Regions from separate parts of the Homo sapiens genome. Here region 1 is linked to region 2. Evidence: read pairs that join two places in POLR2A ChIA-PET (ENCODE). Cell type or tissue: Panc1. All regions are shown on one strand. Links, peaks and the distances in the headings refer to the core of each region. The heading gives the core; the rest is flanking DNA.

Region 1 (5,389 bases), core at 136-5,135, 280 kb before region 2:
TTATGGCAGTGAAGAAAAAGCACACAATTTAGGCTATGCAAACTCTATCTTGTATGAACCAAAGGGAACAAGACATTCCTATTTCATTTGGCTCATAACAATTGGTGACAATATGCCTCCTTGAAAACTCAGTGTTGGATCTATTTCATATTGTTTATACATTGTAATTTCAATTGTCTTTTTTAAGAGGCTAAAAGGCAAACATAACAAAGACTATCAAAACTAAGACAGATGGTATGAATCTGTGTGCTTGGACTTTTATCAAAACAAATGAAATCAGAATTAACTTGTTTTGAAGACTACAAATCCTATAGTGCAGATGACCGAATGGTTCCTGTTTCCTCTTATTAACTGGCCATTAATCAATTTAAACTCAATATGTAGGACAGTGCCTTCTCTCTTCAGGTTTTTCTCTTGGGGGTGGGGTGAAGAGGAGGAAATAGAGGTAGGCAGTTGACAGTGAGCATTCTCAGTGAAATTAAAAGAAAAGTGTTGAAATGCGTGATAAATTTGTAATGACCATGTCACTGAAATGGCTCCGTTGTCTGGGGTATATACACTGGTTCTTTGTCATCGTCAAGAAAGAATTCAGGACACAGACACACACGAGGAGTGGGTTTAGGAGCACAAGGCTTAATAGAAAAAGAGAGGCCAGGCGTGGTGGCTCATGCCTGTAATCCCAACACTTTGGGAGGCTGAGGCAGGCGAATCACCTGAGGTCAGGAGTTCGAGACCAGCCTAGCCAACACCGTCTCTACTAAAAATAACAAAAATTAGCCGGGTGTGGTGGCACACGCCTGTGGTCCCAGCTACTAGGGAGGCTGAGGCAGGAGAATAGCTCAAACTCCGAGACAGCACCACTGCACTCCAGCCTGGGCGACAGAGCAACACTCTGTCTCAAAAAAAAGAAAAGAAAAGAAAAAGAGAAAAAGTTTCCGCATGCTGAGAAAGTGGGTCACCCAAAAGAGGGTCTCCGGTTTGCAGCTGAATGCATTTATTTTGTACAGAGGCTTGAGGAAGTAGTGAGTGATTTACATCATAGGGTCCAGGGGATTGGTTTGACCAGGTACCACTTACATATCCCGGGAAAAGACTGGCCCTCCCACCCTAGTCTTTTATTATGCAAATGTGGCCTCCACCTGGCAGTTGCCTGTACAGGTGGGTTTACCTGAAGGCTGCTGTGACAAGGAAAAGAGGGCGGGAGATGCCATATTGAATGTTCCTGGCTTCCAGGTACAGCTGCCTTCATTTACATATGAAAGCTCCTAGTTTGCATATCTATCAGGCTGTTCTCTGTTGGAGAAAAGATGGTTTGGGGCTGCTTTTTTTTTTAAAAGGAAAATTCCACCCAGAACTTTTACCCTTTCTAGCTGCCTAAAAGTAATTTCTTAACAACTCCTGCATTATCACAAAATTGAAAATAACCGATAACAAAAACAAAGATTAGATTACAATTGATAGTTCATGTTCATTAAAGTGGAGAAACTTCTGGTGTTTTCCTTGATGATTTAAATAAGGTAACCTGGATAATTAATGCTTACTGATCAACTATGTTCCACGTGCTTCCTAAAATCATTTCAAATGAGTCAGTATATATAAAATCACTTAGAAAGCCACATAATGCTTTGGAAATAAAAGATGCTATTATCTATTATGCTATATCCTTTTCCAGAAGTATAGCAATAAACTATAAACAAAGAAATAATTATTAAATTTCTTCCAAACTTAACCAAAAAAAATGTGCACTTACAAATAACTAAACTTGGGGAAATGAAATATGTACATTCTTAGACTTAATTAAGAGTACAAGGAACAACCTTATTAAGAGTCTTAGAAGGTACATGTTTCCAAAGTAAAACAAGAATATGTGTGTTGTACTCTGTGTGAAGCTGTAAAAATAAATTAATTTTTTGATGTTTAGAAAAATGTTTTGGTCTTCATGTTATAAGAGCCATATTTTCAGTTATCCAAGGAGATGACAACTGGCTTTGCTCTTCTCAAAGCCTGACACGCTAGTCTGATATACTCTGTCAATTAAATTGTTTTTAACAACATAGTAGTAAATTTACCCTTAGAAAATTTTATTATTTTTCATTTAAGATATCAAATACCTATTCATCTGTGGACCATCTAGGAAAGTGGCTATTTCTATGAAAAGATAAGCAAAACTCCACTAAGAGTGAAGCTGAGAGGTGAAGCCAGCTGGACTTCCTGGGTCTAGTGGGGACTTGGAGAACTTTTCTGTCTAGCTAAAGGATTGTAAATGCACCAATCAGCACTCTGTTAAAACCCGCCAATCAGTGCTCTGTGTCTAACTAAAGGATTGTAAATGCACCAATCAGCACTCTGTAAAAACACACCAATCAGCACTCTGTGTCTAGCTAAAGGGTTGTAAACGCACCAATCAGCACTCTGTAAAATGGACCAATCAGCACTATGTAAAATGGACCAATCAGCGCTCTGTAAAACGGACCAATCAGCAGGACGTGGGTGAGGCCAAATAAGGGAGTAAAAGCTGGCCACTGCAGCCAGCAGCCCCAGTCCACTCCGGTCCCCTTCCACCCTGTGGAAGCTATGTTCTTTTGCTTTTCACAATAAATCTTGCTGCTGCTCACTCTTTGGATCTGCACCACCTTTAAGAGGTGTTAACACTCACCACAAAGGTCCACGGCTTCATTCTTGAAGTCAGCGAGACCACAAACCCACCAGAAGGAAGAAACTCTGGAGACATCTGAGGAACAAACTCCGGACACACCATCTTTAAGAGCTGTAACACTCACTGCAAAGGTCCGCAGCTTCATTCTTGAAGTCAGCGAGACCAAGAACCCACTGGAAGGAACCAGTTCTGGACAAAAAGCCACCTTACAATGTTTACTGAGGCATAAAAAAAAAAAAAAAAAAAAAAAACTATGTAGAAACACACAAAGAAAAGCAAGACTTCACATCCTCTAGCTTAGGGCTTTGCACATCTGAGGACCACATAAATGCTGATTGACTATAATTCAGTAGTTCTCAACTGATGGGAGAGGGAGAGGTACAGGGCAGGGAGTTTTGCACTTCAGGCACATTTTCTAGCATCTAGAGGCACTTTGGGTAGTCACAGCTTGGGGGTGGCAAGTTTCAACTAGAACCTAGTGGGTACAGTCTGGGAATTTTGCTAAACATCTTATAAGCACAGGACAGGCTTATAAGCCTTATAACTCTCCAGCCCAAAATCCCAATAGTGCCAAGATTAAAACACTCTCCTGCAATTGTGTGCTATACAGTAATAATTAAAGTTATAACCTTACATTTTTAATTAATTTTTTTTTTTTTTTTTTTTTTGAGACGGTGTCTCGCTCTGTCACCTAGGCTGGAGTGCAGTGGCGCGATCTTGGCTCACTGCAAGCTCCACCTCCTGGGTTCACGCCATTCTGCCTCAGCCTCCTGAATAGCTGGGACTACAGGACCCGCCACAGTGCCAGGCTAATTTTTTGTATTTTTAATAGAGACGGGGTTTCACCATGTTAGCCAGGATGGTCTTGATCTCCTGATCTCATGATCCACTGGCCTCGGCAATTAATTCTTGTAACATCTGAAAGTATATTCCTTGGTATTCTCTCTTCTTTGGGGAAAAAAAAAAAACAGTAAAACAAAAAATATTTACAAGAATACTTAACACTCATATCTTGAGATGTTCCGCTCCTTCAGGAAATTATTAATAGAAGAAAAGCTGGCTAGTGTGTAATAGTAGTACAGTTGCTACAATTAGAGAGAGATGCTTGATAAACTTGAGGCTTAAATGGCAAAGATCCTGGCCATTATTCACATATTTACACTTGAGATTATAATCATTTTTAGAATAGTTCATACATAAAGGATGAAGTTCAAAAATACATGTGGCTATCCAGTAAAAAGGAATTCTCTCTCCCACCCCTGTCCCACTGCCACCATTTATGTCCCCAGAAACAAATTTCTAAGACATCCTCCTGGAGATACTCTGTGATTAGGGTGGGGGGTTTACTTCCAGAGGAATAACTCTTTGCATATAGCTAATGAATATATGTATCTATAAATAACAGACTATGCACACTGTACTAAATCTTAATCTTCCCTTCTAATAATATGTCTTGAAGATACAGTATATTACAGTAGACTCATTATTTTACATTGCTACATAGTATTTTACAATATGAAAATAACCACTTTTAACAAATTTATTGAATGTATTTGTTTTCAATCATTTGTTATTAACAATGTTACTACAATTATCTTTGTAGGTCATCTCTTGTCTTTATGATTATAACTATATTTCTACACAGAAGTGGCAGTGCTCTGTAAAAGGACATGGGTATTACATATTTTGAAATATATTATCAAATTTCTGACCAGATATATGTGATCCTACATATATAGGCTCTACACCCATGTCAGTACTGTGTGTTGATTAGCTCTTTGCAAATCTGTTGTGTAGAAAATTTGTAGTCTTGACATTTCTCTTACATAAAAGTTGCATATATTTACATAAATTTTAGACACATTTATAATACTATTCCTGATCATAATCTTTGCCCATTTTTGTATTAGTCTATTCATTTTTTCTTTTGGATTTTAAGAGACCTGTCAACATTAACAAAATTCACCCTTGTCTGTAATACAAGTTGTAAATCCCTTTTTTCTCCTTTGACAATGTTTTTGTTTGTTTGCTTTTGATGGAAGATGGTCCTGCAAAAGTCTTTGCAGTTGAACTTACATCAATCTTTTTTTCTGGCTTCCAGATTTTATATCAAATTTAAAATTATATTTTTAAATTGTGACATATTTTATTATCTTTGTGACTTTTCTTCTTTTTTTTTTTTTTTTTTGAGATGGAGTTTCGCTCTTGTTGCCCAGGCTGGAGTGGAATGGCACAATCTTGGCGCACTGCAACCTCCACCTCCCAGGTTCAAGTGATTCTCCTGCCTCAACCTTCCAAGTAGCTGGAATTACAGGCATGTGCCACTACACCCAGGTAATTTTGTATTTTTAGTAGAGACAGGGTTTCTCCATGTTGCTCAGGCTAGTCTCGAACTCCTGACCTCAAGTGATGCACCCATCTCGGCCTCCCAAAGTGTGATTTTTTTCTTATTAAACATTGATCAATCTGGAATTTATCTTGGCTTAAGAGTTCACTTTCATTTTTCTTCAGATGGCTACCCAGTTATGCTGATATCATACAAATCTTTCCCCATTGGTTTGAAATTCTGATTATTTTATTACTTGGGTCTTTTGCTGGGTTTTCTATCCTTTTTGATACCTCTTTGTCTATACTTAGGTCAGCAATACAATGTTCAAATTATTGTAGCATAGTTTTAATATCCAGTAGGAAGCAAACACATTCCTTGAGTATATTTTTGTCTCTAGATAATGC
Region 2 (5,389 bases), core at 68-5,067:
AACCATTTGGAGTCTTGTTGATGTTATTCTGCTCAGGATTCAAATTCCTAGGTGGGGTTATGTGCCTACCCTTGGGCAGACTAGGGCTGGGCCCTCAGATTGAGATTCCCATGGAGGCTGTGTGGAGTTGGCGAGGGGAAGGTCCCCAGTGCTGGTGGCAGAAGGTAGGCTGGGTGCTGGGCAGGCACTGCCCTTGACCATCCCCCACAACCACACCCAACATATACATGAAGCAATGGGATGAAGCTCAGAGAAACTACATGTCAGGCTCAGCTCCTAAAATACAAGTTTATCCAACTGCTCTTCACTTTACGTCTAAATACATCCTCTTCTAACAGTGCATTTGATACATTTCATTCCTTCCTTTAACATAGAAATTTCTCATTTCAGTATGTAGCTTTCACAGTGAACTGTCACCAGGCTTTAATTCCTGCCATGGTCTGAACATTTGTGTCCCTCCAAAGTTCATAGGTTAAACAAATCCCCAGTGTCGTGGTATTCAGAGGTAGGGCCTTTGGGAAGTGATTAGATCGTCAGGGCAGAACCTTCATGAATGAGATTAGTGCCCTTATAAAAGAGGCCCCAGGGAACCTGTCTGCCTCTTCCACCATGTGAAGACACAGTGACAAGTCAGCAGTCTGCAACTCACAAGAGGGCCCTCACCAGAACCCAACCAAGCAGTGACCCTAATGTTAGACTTCCCAGTGTCCAGAACTGACAAATAAGTTTCTATTGTTTATAAGCTCCCATTTATAGTACTTCATAGCCCAAATTAGGTTACTAAGATGAATCTCCACTCTTGCCCGTTAAATAATTCTGATTAATTTTATCACAAAGACCAAGATATAGCTATAAAAAGTATCTCCCAAAAAAAGGCATTTTCAATCACATTAGTGCTGCCCAGTAGAATTTCCTACAATAGTAGAAATGTTCTATGTCTGGGCCATCCAGTATGGTAGTTACTAGCCATATGTGGCTAGTGCAACTGAGGAACTGAATTTATTTAACTTCAGCTAATCTAAGTACAAGTTCAAATAGCCAAATGTTGGCAGTAGCTACCATCTTGGACAGTGCAGAAGAGATATAATATCCTAGAAATTCTTTTGGGGGTTCTGTCTGGCTTCTACACACTTCTACACTCATGTATTCCATCAATGTGAAGTGTTAAAGGCTAAACAAATATGTTTCTGAGAATGTTATTAGCACTCTGTACCAACTGTACAAATGTGGCTGAGAAACCTTGTAGCTAGTTGACTGGCATTAGGTCACCCAAAATCTAAACCATGCCCTAGCAAATACACAAAGCTCCAGGAAGTCCCAGACTTTAGCTCTTCTTTCCACAGGTGTGTGACCTTTGGCAAATCCAGTTTTCTACTTCTTGAAAAGAAGGGGACTAGACTGCATGCCCTGGGGTTCTCTCTTCCAACTCTAACAGCCACAGTTTTAATTTTTATCCCATTAAAATCTAGGAGCTGTGAAACAGAGGTTGTAAATATAAATGGCTACAGAGTCCAGTCTGGCAAATGAGTGAAACTTGCCAGGTGAGGACTGGAGCAAACCGGAAAACGCATGCTCGAGGCAATTATACAGCTGGGAACATCAGTTCATTTCAATATTCTGATTTTCAAAGAGACCTCAGGAATTTTTATTGTTGACATCTGAAGCAATTTATAAGAACATTTGTGAGCTACCCAAAACTCACCCAGGGTATGACATGGATTGCTTTAGATAGATTATAGCTCTGGAGCACTCCAACTCTGTCCTCCAAGTGGTCCCCCTCCCAGCCGCCACCGCTGCCGCCACCGCCACCACATTCAGAATTGTCTGACCTCTCCCACACTCCCATACTGTCCTCATTTTAAATTATTACTGCTAAAGTTTCCTTCCTGGGCTCCAAACATGATTTACATTAAAACGTTGGTTGTTAGATCAACCCACAACACCACGATTGTCAAGGTGGCTTTGTTTCTAATGACAAAAATTATCAGAATGTAACCAATGTCGACAGATGCCTCATCTCTCCTTAATCATTCGTGACGCTACCAACGAAATTTGAGCATAAAGGGAATTCAAGGCCTCTGTGATTCATTGAAGTTTGTGTTTTGAACAAGTTACATTCAACTTAGTCTCAGATAAAATTGCAAATAGTTACTGCCCAGAAAAGTCTTAACTTTTCACTGAAGCATTAGTCAACTACACAATCTTACTGCAGTAAAAAGGCATAACCACCAGGTGGCAGCATTATATCATTGAAGAAGCTCGGACCTTGAACTTGAGGTATGTTTATAAAAATTGTTTTGGCATCGTCTAGTCAATCTATATGACTTCTAGATTTCTTTCTTATTTTCAATCAGTTATGAATATTATTTGACATTATTGTGGCTACAGCCATTCACCCTGAAATCAGCTTTAAATTTTTTAAATGTTCGGAGTTACCAATACCTTGCTGATTATTAATCTGCTTGTCTTACAGGGTCCTGGGAATAAAAGATGCTGCATTTTGTAAGAGAAACCCTAGATGGTAAGATTTATGTTCTGGAACCCCAGGAGTACTGTATACTAGCTCAGGAGACAACCTAGATAATAAGCAAAGAATCTTTTGGAATACAGGAAGTGCACTTCTGTGTACTCTGGAAATAAACCTAAATTCAGATCTCAACTATAATGCCTAACAACCAGACCCCAACCAACTAAGAATCAGTTTCTTCTCTCATCCTCACTTTCACTCACTCATACATCAATTTTGTCTTTGGTCAGCCATGGGTAACTGCCATCTCCTCGCAATTCAAGACAAAGCAAAATGTATTTTACCACTGAATATATATACGTGTATACACACACACACATACACACCTATCCATATCATTTTCTACCTAAAAAGAATTTCTTAGTATCACCATATATTCAGAAAGGGTTCTAATTCTTAATTGTCTCGAATGTTGTCTTAGTCCAAGCCTACTGCTATAGACAAATTTGTTCTTTATAAATTACCCAGCCTAACAAAATACCTTAGGCTGGGTAATTTATAAAGAACAAATTTGTGTCTCATTTCTAGAGGCTGAAGTCCAAGATTAAGGCACTGGCAGGTCTGGTGAGTACCACTCTCCACTTCCAAGATGGCACCTCTTAGAGCATCCTCGTATGGATGCAGTGCAAACAGCATCCTCACACCTCTTACATAATGATGCTAGACCCATTCACGATGGGCCCAACCTCATGACTTAATCACCTCCTAATATTAATATTATCACATTAGTGATTAAGTTTCAACATATGAATTTTGAGGGGACACATTGACCATAGCAAATGTCCTCATTGAAGAAAACAAAACTTTCCATACCTTTTGCTCTTCCTGGCCCCTCCCTGCTTATACAATTAATTTGGCAGAAGTCCACATTTGGACTTGGAAATTCATCATTGGGAGAAGCAGTGCTGAAGCCCAGGAGCCGGGGATTTTGACTTCACTGACCCTTATGGCTCATCCTCACAGTAACCCCTCCCAAAATGGAGGGCAAATCTGCCCCATCTCCATTCTTAGAGGTGGCACAGAAGCAAATTTCTGGCAATATCGGAATAGCCATTTTTCTCTGATTCCAGCAAACGTGAGTTCAGAAATAAAGCCAATTCTCAGAGCATCTAATATAAGCTTAGTAATATTAATTGTAAAAAAAAAAGTTTTTTATTCTTTTAATTTAATGAGACAAGAAGCTAAGAAGCTGATACAGTGGATCATTCAGGTTCTTAGGGATACCTATCTGCCCTACAGACCCTTAGAAAATCTAAAAGAAGTTATGGACACTCTCTCCACCAAAAAGAAAAGAAAAAAGTCACCTGCACTGTAAAAGAGTACACATCTTCAGAGGACTTGGGAATTGGGGACCCACACTTAGCTTCCAAGAAGAGAACCTTTGGCACCATCAACCTGTTTCCTGCAAGAGCTGTGCTGTGCACATAGGACAGTATAACAGCACATGAAGTCAAGCAGAATGTGACCTACAATCGTTCTCTTCAACCTAAGTATCTACTTCCTAGTAAGTTGTTCGTTTGTCAGTTTTGTATTTTTTGTTTTCTCCAGACCAGAGCATCTGAGAGATGAGCAAAAAAACATCTCCTGAAAAGCCAAGGGAAGGTGCCAGCCTCACAGGTTTTGGGGGCTGGTGAAAAGGGAGTAGACATTCTGCGGGCAGTTTGGTCATCTACCTGGAGGCTTCAAGTTCTGCACATGCCTTGACCGACCTGGTGATTTTCCTTCTAGAAATGTAATCTAAAGAAATCATTGTGACCGCACCAGTGATGTAGCAAAGAACATTCACTACAGTGTTTTTTAAAATACTGACAAATTAGAAATAAGGTGTCTAACAATGCTGGCGATGTTAAATCAACTATGGTACATCCATTAAAGAAAATAATATGCAGCCTTTTATAACGGCTTGGTAAAGGTTATTGTACTGAAGTGTTTGATATATTACATGGAAAAAGCAGATTCTAGAATAATCTGTGCTATGCAGAGATCATTATTTTGATTATATATCCTGGAATAATATCTATTTTGATTATATATCCTGGAATGATACACGCCAAATGGCTAAGAGTGACACCTCTAGGTTATAGAATTAGGGTTGATTTTATGTATTCTCCCTTTCTTCCTTTGATTCTTTTTCTCATGTGTATTTTTCTATAATAAGTGTATAGTTCTGCGTAATAAAAAAAAAAAAAGCTAATGTCAGCTTGAGGCATAAGTGCATTCTGAGAATCCTTGCTCACCAAGGTCAAGGCCAGAAGCAGCAGGAAATTTGGAAAGCCAGAGATGTCAAAAATGAGCATCAACAACAAAATTAAGAAATCAAGACAACACCTATTGTGGCAAAGAGTTTCAAGGAAAAGACCAATTCCAGGAAGGAAGAATCAGAGCCTTCAGCAGGGTGACTAAGCCATGACAGGGACTAGAAAATCTGCTGATAGACAGGTGAGGTGGTGACTGATATTGACACCTGGCTCAGTTCCCCACTTTCTCCTACTAAAGGGATTCTTTATATATGAAACTTTTATATAAAGCTGATAATGAAATAAATCCAAGTCTCTATAGCTTCATAAATAGTGGTTCCAAAAGCCTAGCCTGTGGGAAAGATTTTTATTTTCAAATGCATATCCCTGCCATAGTCCAGAAAAAAACTGCCACATGTGTGGAAGAGAAAACTCAGCCCTTTCCTAGAAAAGATTAATAGCAGGTGCCAGCTTTTCTGTCAATTGTGCTTTTTACAAAGGGACTTTGTTTCATGTAAGAATATTTGAACTTCTTTTGTAAGTCTGAGCACGTTTAACTCAGACACAAGTTAAAAATCAGAATAGGTTTCTTGGATTTACAGCCTCAATTGATTTTTCTTCTATA

Evidence for each region. Peaks named below come from ENCODE experiments on the same cell type or tissue, not always from the same donor. Only the 100,000 strongest peaks of a DNase experiment are listed, where the experiment ranks them.
Region 1: POLR2A ChIA-PET joins it to region 2 with 5 read pairs; 3 of 35 experiments call an interaction of 5 or more read pairs at or near these places.

The regions. Positions count from the first base shown.
Region 1 is chr5:126,056,259-126,061,647 of GRCh38, forward strand. All of the region lies in intron 2 of LOC124901056 (a long non-coding RNA gene), which reads right to left. Among named protein-coding and RNA genes, the nearest start is that of LINC02039, 120 kb to the right of the region's middle. In Panc1, for the core only: no CTCF peak of the experiment used is centred there; no DNase peak of the experiment used is centred there.
Region 2 is chr5:126,337,170-126,342,558 of GRCh38, forward strand. The region is part of intron 1 of LOC124901056 (a long non-coding RNA gene); the gene reads right to left. Among named protein-coding and RNA genes, the nearest start is that of GRAMD2B, 84 kb to the right of the region's middle. In Panc1, for the core only: CTCF peaks have their summits at 2,235 (motif pointing right) and 2,440; a DNase peak (open chromatin) is centred at 2,212; H3K27ac peaks cover 1,901 bases.